Linked DNA regions of Homo sapiens: region 2 is linked to region 1. The links are chromatin contacts, found by Hi-C or POLR2A ChIA-PET in ENCODE. All regions are on one chromosome and are shown on one strand. Each heading gives the region's core, a stretch centred on a gene start or an enhancer-like site at or near the end of the contact. The rest is flanking DNA. Distances are from core to core; before and after follow the strand shown. Region 1 overlaps SNAP25-AS1 (SNAP25 antisense RNA 1). Region 2 overlaps SNAP25-AS1 (SNAP25 antisense RNA 1).

The links. Hi-C counts contacts between places; a loop is a spot of excess contacts on that map. ChIA-PET counts read pairs that join two places held with the same protein, here RNA polymerase II (POLR2A).
Region 2: a loop to region 1 is called in a map of heart right ventricle, with 2.0 times the contacts of the local background. The contact joins two enhancer-like sites. A Hi-C loop is called at or near these places in 1 of 168 maps with a recorded cell type or tissue (heart right ventricle). POLR2A ChIA-PET finds 5 or more read pairs at or near these places in 1 of 52 experiments (WTC11).

Annotation. Positions count from the first base shown.
Region 1 is chr20:10,130,145-10,134,046 of GRCh38, forward strand. The region is part of intron 2 of SNAP25-AS1 (SNAP25 antisense RNA 1); the gene reads right to left. Among named protein-coding and RNA genes, the nearest start is that of SNAP25, 87 kb to the right of the region's middle. Within about 2 kb of position 1,932, at least 3 of the 41 ENCODE cell types and tissues checked have a DNase peak (open chromatin) inside an H3K27ac peak, as active enhancers do.
Region 2 is chr20:10,091,569-10,095,470 of GRCh38, forward strand. The region is part of intron 3 of SNAP25-AS1 (SNAP25 antisense RNA 1); the gene reads right to left. Among named protein-coding and RNA genes, the nearest start is that of ANKEF1, 59 kb to the left of the region's middle. Within about 2 kb of position 1,728, at least 4 of the 41 ENCODE cell types and tissues checked have a DNase peak (open chromatin) inside an H3K27ac peak, as active enhancers do.

The DNA of each region.
Region 1 (3,902 bases), core at 682-3,181:
AGAACTAGGTTTTTTTTGTAGCTTTAAATTTTTTCTTTATTGAGGTATAACAAAAATACAGTAAATTGGCTGGGTGCAGTGGCTCACGCCTGTAATCCCAACACTTTGGAAGGCCAAGGTGAGAGGATCACTTGAGCCCAGGAGTTCAAGGCGAACCTGGGCAATGTAGGGAGACCCTGTCTCTACAAAAAATTTTAAAATTAGCTGGACATGCATACGCCTGTGGACCCAGCTACTCAGGAGGCTGAGGTGGGAGGATCCCTTGAGCCCAGGAGTTCGAGGCTGCAGTGAGCTGTGATCATGCCACTGCACTCTAACCTGGACAACAGAGTGAGACCCTGTCTCAAAAAAGCAAAACTAAAAAAAGCAAAACAAATGCAAACGCAGAACAGTACATTGCACAGATCTTAAGAGTCAAGCCTGGTGAATTGGTGGTGTAAGCTCCCAGATCAACACGAAAGGCTTTGTAGCACCCGGAAGTCTCCCTTGTGCCCGTTCTTGGTCAACTCTTCTTCTTCAGAGGCAACCCCTCTTCTAACTTCTACCACTGCAAACTAGTTTTGCCTGTTTTTGAACTTCATATAAATGAAATCATGCAGTATGTGCCCTCAACTCTGTTTTTTTTTTCTGCTCATCATTTTGCCTATAGAATTCTTACATGGAGGTGCATGTTATAGTAAGATGTTCTTTTTTATCATTCTGTAATATTCCATTTTATGAATATACTACAATTTATTCTGGTCTACTGTTATTAGACATTTTGACTTTATGAATAGGGCTGTTATGAACATTCTTGTACATGTCTTTTGGTGCACACATGTTCTCTTTCTCTTGCTAAACCTGTGGCTTTTAATCAATCCCTCCTTTGTTCATCAACTGGTTTGAGTAATGACCCGACACCCTTGGTCCCCCTTTCCCAGGCTCAGTAAGAATCTGCCCCTGAATTCAAAGCCCACTCTAGGAGGGAGGGCAAGAGGAGGAAAAGGGAGAGAAAGAAGAAGGTAGCTCCAGTGACTACAGAAATGATATCAGTTCTTCCTAACTTCACGTTTTGTCTCTAGTGGCTATCTGAAGTGCCTAAAATGACATTCATTGGAAGTAAAGACGTGAAGATTCCTTTAGAGATACAAATATGCCTTTTAGAAGGGTAAATACATAAAAGAATTTAAATGTTACCTTTGCTGGTCCTTCACAATGTTCAGATTATCCTTTATTTATTAGCTCCCCCACTACCCAGAGTGGCCTCCCCACTACTTGCATCCATTACCTAGGAGTTTGTAAGAAATGCAGAATCTCGGGCCCCACCCCAGACCTGGAATCAGGATCTGCATTTTTAAAAGATCCCCAAGTAATTCCCGGGCATGTTAAAGTTTGTGAAGCCGTGTATTATCCCACTGATACTTTATACAAAACTCTATAAACAGAGAGAGGAGGAATAATTGTTCTCATTTTACAGATAGGGAAATATGACGCGGAAAGGTGAATTTGATGTGCCAAGGGCACCTTGCTGGTTCTCTGCCAGGGGAAGGTCTCTAGGTGGAGGCTCTGTTGATTTTCTGAACACAGATATTTCCATTATTTCACACTGATACCCACTGGCACTCCTAACGCTTTATCAGGCCAACCAGCCTGCCTCTCTCTAGAGAGCAGTGTCCTAAGGGCATGCACTGTGTAACTTTGTTTGAAAGTTGGCATGAGGAGCCACCAAGGACATAAATGTTGCAGTGTGGTAAGTGGGAGTAAAAGGGGCAGGGTAGAGGAAGGGAAAAGGAATGAGGAACCCCAGCCACCACGTGAAATGGCCCAGAGGGGCTTGGGAAAGAGGAATGAAGGGGCTCCAGAGACGCATTTCAAGTTCCTGGCCTTGCTGTCTGCTCCTCCCTTGCCTGCAGACAGGAGGTCTGTGCTGTGACGCAGTCTGTTAGAGCCTGTTGGCAGCCAGCCTGGAGTTGGCCTGCACCCCCACTGCAGAGCTCTCAGCTACGCAGGGAGAGTGGAGGCTGCCCAGTGCACCTTTGCTGGGTACTGCAGAGCATCCATGCCACCTGCACCAGAGGGAACACAGCTCTGCAGTAATGCCAGTTAGACTGCAGTAACCCGAGATGGGTGTAGCTCATACTGCAGTAACCCGAGATGGGTGTAGCTCCATGCCCTTGCACACCTGCAGGGTCCGAGGACCCTGGGTTTTTACCATCTGTTTCTGCACCCCCCTCCAGGAAGCAGCTCCAGGTTGCAGAGTTGCTCTGCCTACCCTGAAGATGTCTGGAGGCTCCCCATTGACCCTGAGCCCCACGACGGTCCCACAGCCAGGAAGACGGGCTCAGCACGGCTCATGGTTCAGATCAGTGAAACTAGATTCCATGGCCTCCTTTCAAATCCAGCTGGAGGAGGCTGAAAAATACCCCCAGGGCTCTGCCTGCCTGTGTACCGGTATGGGAAGACTCCAAGAAAATGTACAGCCTCCCCCACACCACCCCCACAGGCGCCAGACATCAAAGGTATAGTTAGCAGTGGCCTTCCAAAGCCAGTGTCTGATTTGTTTCCTAACCTAAAAGGATGGCTCTAATGGCAGAGGTTTTGGGACAGGCAAAGGGAAGGGAGTACCACTGGCTGGTGAGGGAGCTGTTCGGGGCAGGTAAAGAAGCTTGTGGGGAGGTAAAGCTACAATGTGTAGTGAGCTGTCCCCATGGAGTGTGAGCCCGATCAACCCCCTCAGTCTAAAGAATAGGACACCTGCCTCTGCCTTGTGCAGCCTCCCCGGTGCTCCCAGCTGCCCAGTTTGCCTCCATAAATGTTACTTTTCTGCCGTCCATATTAAATGTTACCCTTCCCCAGTGTTCATAGAGAGAGGAGACAGATGCCTTTCTCTATGAACCGCTGCAGACTGTATTCAGTCAGGGCCTAGTTGTGTGGCAAGGGCACTGAATCCAACCTCCCAGCAGACAAAGCCATGCAAGAAGGAGGGTCAAGTTTCCAGGCCCAGGTTAAAAATCGTTGTGAGTGTCAGGTGTATGTTGGCAGGTGATCAGAGGCGGGGAAAGGAGGTGGAGGTCCCTGAAAAGCATCAGCCAAAACCACTGCTTAGGGATTAACAGCTTTTCAAGCAGCCTGGGATGTCCTTCTCATAAGGTTTGCCAGAATGGATGCTACTCACCTTCTTCCCTACTCCCTGCTGTGTATACCTGTACACAACATCCAAAGCAGGACACATCAGGGAATTCAATCCAAACCCTATCACGACAGTGGAAATTTTAAAAAATCTTCATGACAGAAAAGGTTCAGTGTTGGATGTCACATGGCAAGGGTATAAAAGAGTTAATTCAGATACCATCCTATCTGAAATTCCATCGTTATTTTTCCCACCTGTTTAACTGAAGCAGACAGGGCTTAACAATCTCGCTCAGATTTCAGTCTTCTCTCACTAGTCACCTAGATACTGACAGTTCACTCATTTATTCGATTAATAATTATTGAGTACCTGTCATGCTTGAGTCACTGTGCTAGTGAGAAATCAGTACACTGTCTACCATATAGGCATTCACTTATTCTACAAATATTTATTGAGCACCACCTGCTTACATAGCACTGTCCAAGGTGCTAGGGAGGGTACAAAGGAAGACAGCAGACAAGCCCTCAAGAAGCTTCAGATACATGTGGAGAAACGTGCAAGCCCACAACGCAGCCCATTTCTACTGTCAAAGAAATGGACCCTTGCTACAGAACTGTGGATCTCCTGAGAGCTTGTTAGAGATAGAGTCTCACACCCCACCTGAGACCTGCTAAATCCGAACCTGCCTTTTAAGAAAATTCCCCAGGAGGTTCCACGCACATTAAAGTTTGAAATCTACTGATCTAGACAAAAGAAGCTCTAAAAATTCAGGGGAGAGAGAGATTATTGTGCA
Region 2 (3,902 bases), core at 478-2,977, 39 kb before region 1:
TGACCAGGGGATTAGGCCACTGGCCAGGATGAGACTGAAGGAGGAAAGGAACCTATACAACTACTCTTCCCTTGGTTGAAAGGAAAGTCCAGAGAGAATAGCTATTTGCAAATATCTGGGCTTCTACTGGGTGCTTACTGTTGAGTATCTTATATTGGGACACAGGTATGTTCATCTCCATTTTACAGATGAGGAAATCGAGGCTCAGAGTTAAATATATTTCCCAAGGTCAACTAAGTAAGTGGCAGGATTAGGATCCAAACCCAATTCTAACACTCTCTAAAACCCACTCTTTAGCTAGCCCCTGCCTCTTAGCTTTGGGGTTCAGGTTCTTGACTCAGTCTATGCAAATGTTGCCTTCTGGAATTTGGCAGTGCACAACCTGCACATCTGTACAGTGTAGCTGAAACCAACTTCTGGGTTGAAACCCTTCCATATTCAAGATTCTAAGCCTGGGCTAAAATCTAGAGCCTTGTTACTCAAAGTGGTCCCTGAACCTGCAACATCAGCCGTGTTTGGGAGCTTTTTAGAAATGTAAATTTCTGCTCTCCTGCTGCCACTCCCCCCAACCCCTTTCTATTGGATTACACTCTCCAAGAATGGAGGCTGCACCCAGGATTTCTCAGCTGTTATGTGCATTCAAATCACTGGGAATCTTGTTAAATGGAGATTCTGGCACAGGAGTTCTAAAGAGGTAGTGCTAAGCTTTTGCTTCTTCGGGCAGCTCCCAGATGATGCCGATGATGTGAGCCACACTTGGAATAACACAGCTTTAGATCAGTAAGTCTCAAACTTGAACCTGTATTCAAATCACCTGAAGAGCTCGTTAATACACAAATTGCTGGGCCCTACTCTCACACTCTCTTACAATAGCTGTGCACCTTCACCTTTACTTTCACCCCAAGAATAAAACAGTTTCTTGCACACAGAAATAGGTTATCCATGAATAAGTTGGTTAATTAATTATCTACCTTTGCTAATAGAGCTGGTTACCTCTTTCTCATGTGAACATGAGTACCTGCTGAGAGAGTGCTTCAGAGGGTCTGGAGTGGAGCCTGAAAATTTGCATTTCTAACAAGTTCTGGGCCCAGCATGGTGGCTCATGCCTGTAATCCCAGTGCTTTGGTAAGCCGAGGCAGGAGTATCACTCGAGGCCAGGAGTTTGAGACCAGCCTGGGCAATATAGTGAGACCCCATCTCTACAAAAACTTTTTAAAAATTAGCCAGGCATTGTGGTGTGAGCCTGTTGTCCCATCTACATGGGAGGAAGATCCCTTCAGCTGAGAAGTTCGAGGCTGCAGTGAGCTGTGATCTAACAAGTTCCTAGGTGATGTTGCGATGCTGCAGGTTTAGGGACCCCACTTTGAGAACCAGTGTTCTAGCCTATCAGAACTTCCTCTAATTAGACAACTAACTCCATGCTTTCTGGCATTTCATTTTTATAAAGCCCTATTCGGTCCTTGAATTCTAGCATTTTAGAGCTGAAAGGGACTTCAGAGGCTACCTTGTCTCAATTAAAGAAATGCAGGTCAAGGGTCCCACTCAAGGCCATACAATTAGCCAAGAGGCAAAGTCAGGATTAAGCATCCTGACTCACTCTATTTCTATGCTGTTTACTCTGCATCCTGCTGGCTCCAAAGCTCAATAAATTCCCTGGCATCCAGCAACTGCAGTATTTTTGGTGAGCTCTCCATCCCAGGCCAGCTTTGAGGTGCTAGAATCCCTGTCAGACACATATGTCATCCGCACAATCATGGAAACGCAGTGGCCTCCTACCTAACAGCTCTGTGAAAGAGGGCTTTGGAAAAAAACAGCAGCTGTGCTGGCCACTGTAGCAGAGAGAAAATGCAGCAGCTAGCAAGCAAACCCAGACAAGGTGAGTCAGCATAGAGGCCCTGGGGCTAAGGAATATACCAGGATACTGCCAACAACTGGCACCCAGATTCTCCTGAGCAAATCTGAGAAGGTCAATCAACTTCTCTGTGCCTGAAAAGATGCTTTTCTTTAGAGAAAACAATACTCTTATTCAAGGGAATGAACACACAAGAGGATATCAAAAATGTGCTTGGGGTGGGAGTTGTATCAGTCCTGCTGCATGACAAATCACCCAAAACTTAGTTGCTTTAAACGACAACCATATTCTTGCTCACAAGTCTCTGAGAAAAAGGAGAAATGCTTAAGATCCCTTGAAGCCTAGACTTGGAACTGGCATATCATCACTTCCTCCATACTCTACTGGCCAAAGCAAGACCCAAGGTGAGCCCACTTCTTAATGAAAGGAACTGTAACTTTACAGTATAAGGATGTAGAGAGGCGGAAGGTTTGTGGCCATTTTTGCAATCTACGACAGAGAGGTCTTCTTAGTTTAGGAAAGTCTGAGACAAAGATTCCAAAGCAAATGGTTTACTTGGAAAGGAAAGGAAATACCGGTAGGGGAGAGAAAAATGGAGACACAGAGAAGCAGCAGCCAGTAAAGGGTGCAAAGCCAAGTCGGCTGGCGCTCTGGGCAGCTGGAGTATAATTCCACTGGAGAACTCTGGAAGCTGGTGCAGGACACAGGCCTCATCATCATCCTACCTAAAGGAGGACGCCAGGATGTTTATACATCAATCCATGATATGGTTTGGATCTGGGTCCCTGCCCAAAACTCACATTGAATTGCAATCCCCGATGATGGAGATGGATCCTGGATCCTGGTGGGATGTGATGGGATCACAGTGGTGGATTCCTCATGAATGGCTTAGCATCCCCGTGGTGCTGCTCCCATGATAATGAGTGAGTTCTAATGAGATCTAGTTGTTTAAAAGTATATAGCACCTCCCTCACTCCAACTTTCTCTTGCTCCTACTCCTGCCGTGTGAGACATCTTATACCTCCTTCCTCTTCCACCGTGATTGGAAACTTCCTGAGGTGTCCTCAGAAGCAGAAGCCATTATGCTTGCTGTACAGCCCGCAGAACTGTGAATCCATTAAACCTCTTTTCTTTACAAATTACCCAGTCTCAGATATTTCTCAATGCACGAACACACTAATACAATCCGTATCAGTCATTTACTGAGGCTGCTCTCAGAGCACAGAAATTCCCTGTAATTTCAGCCCTCCACTCTGGGCAATGTGGCTTAAGAGGTCAGAGCAAGACCTTGACAAAAAAATAAAAAAAGAAAAGCAGATGCAGCTAGCTTAGCTGGACCGTTGTGCCCTGCAGCGGTTAGACAAAGAGGATAAAAGGGAAGGAGGATATGAGTAGGGCACCACCTACAACATATCCTTCACTGTGATGGTGATTAAAAAGAAAAAAAAAAACTCAAGTTTCAGATTTATGTTATTTTAGTCAAAACATCTTTTTTTCTTTTTTTAAGACTGTTTACTGTATTTTGGATGATGCCTCAGTTCTCTTGCTGGCAGAGGTTGGAACACTAGATGGCATTGTATTAAGTTGTCCTATAGCTCAGGAAAAAAAAAAATGCAAAGGGATGTTCCTAGTTGTCTTTGGAATTTAACAATTATCAGCATGAGTTGAGAGCAAACAACTGTCCCAGCCAAAGTGATGATGGGTCGCTTCAGCTCTACCAAGGCCACCACTCCATCTTGATCTCACACCTTGGCAGCAACATCACAAACCATGGGGGCCAAAGCACAAAGGGAGCAGGCTAAGATAGGAGGCATTTTCTAAAAACTAGGATTCGCAAAACCCATGGGAGGAGAAGCAGTAAGGAGAACGAAGCCTTCTGCCTCAAGAAAGGTCTTTGAGAGGCACAGAAAAATGGACTGCAAGAAAAAAGCAGCAAACTTATAGTAAAGATTTATTCTTACTTTAGTAATAGTAAAGATTTATTCTTTGCTGTAAGTTAGGTGTCTTGGTGTTGCCTGAAAAGAGATACTGCCTTTCTCCCTTGAATGTA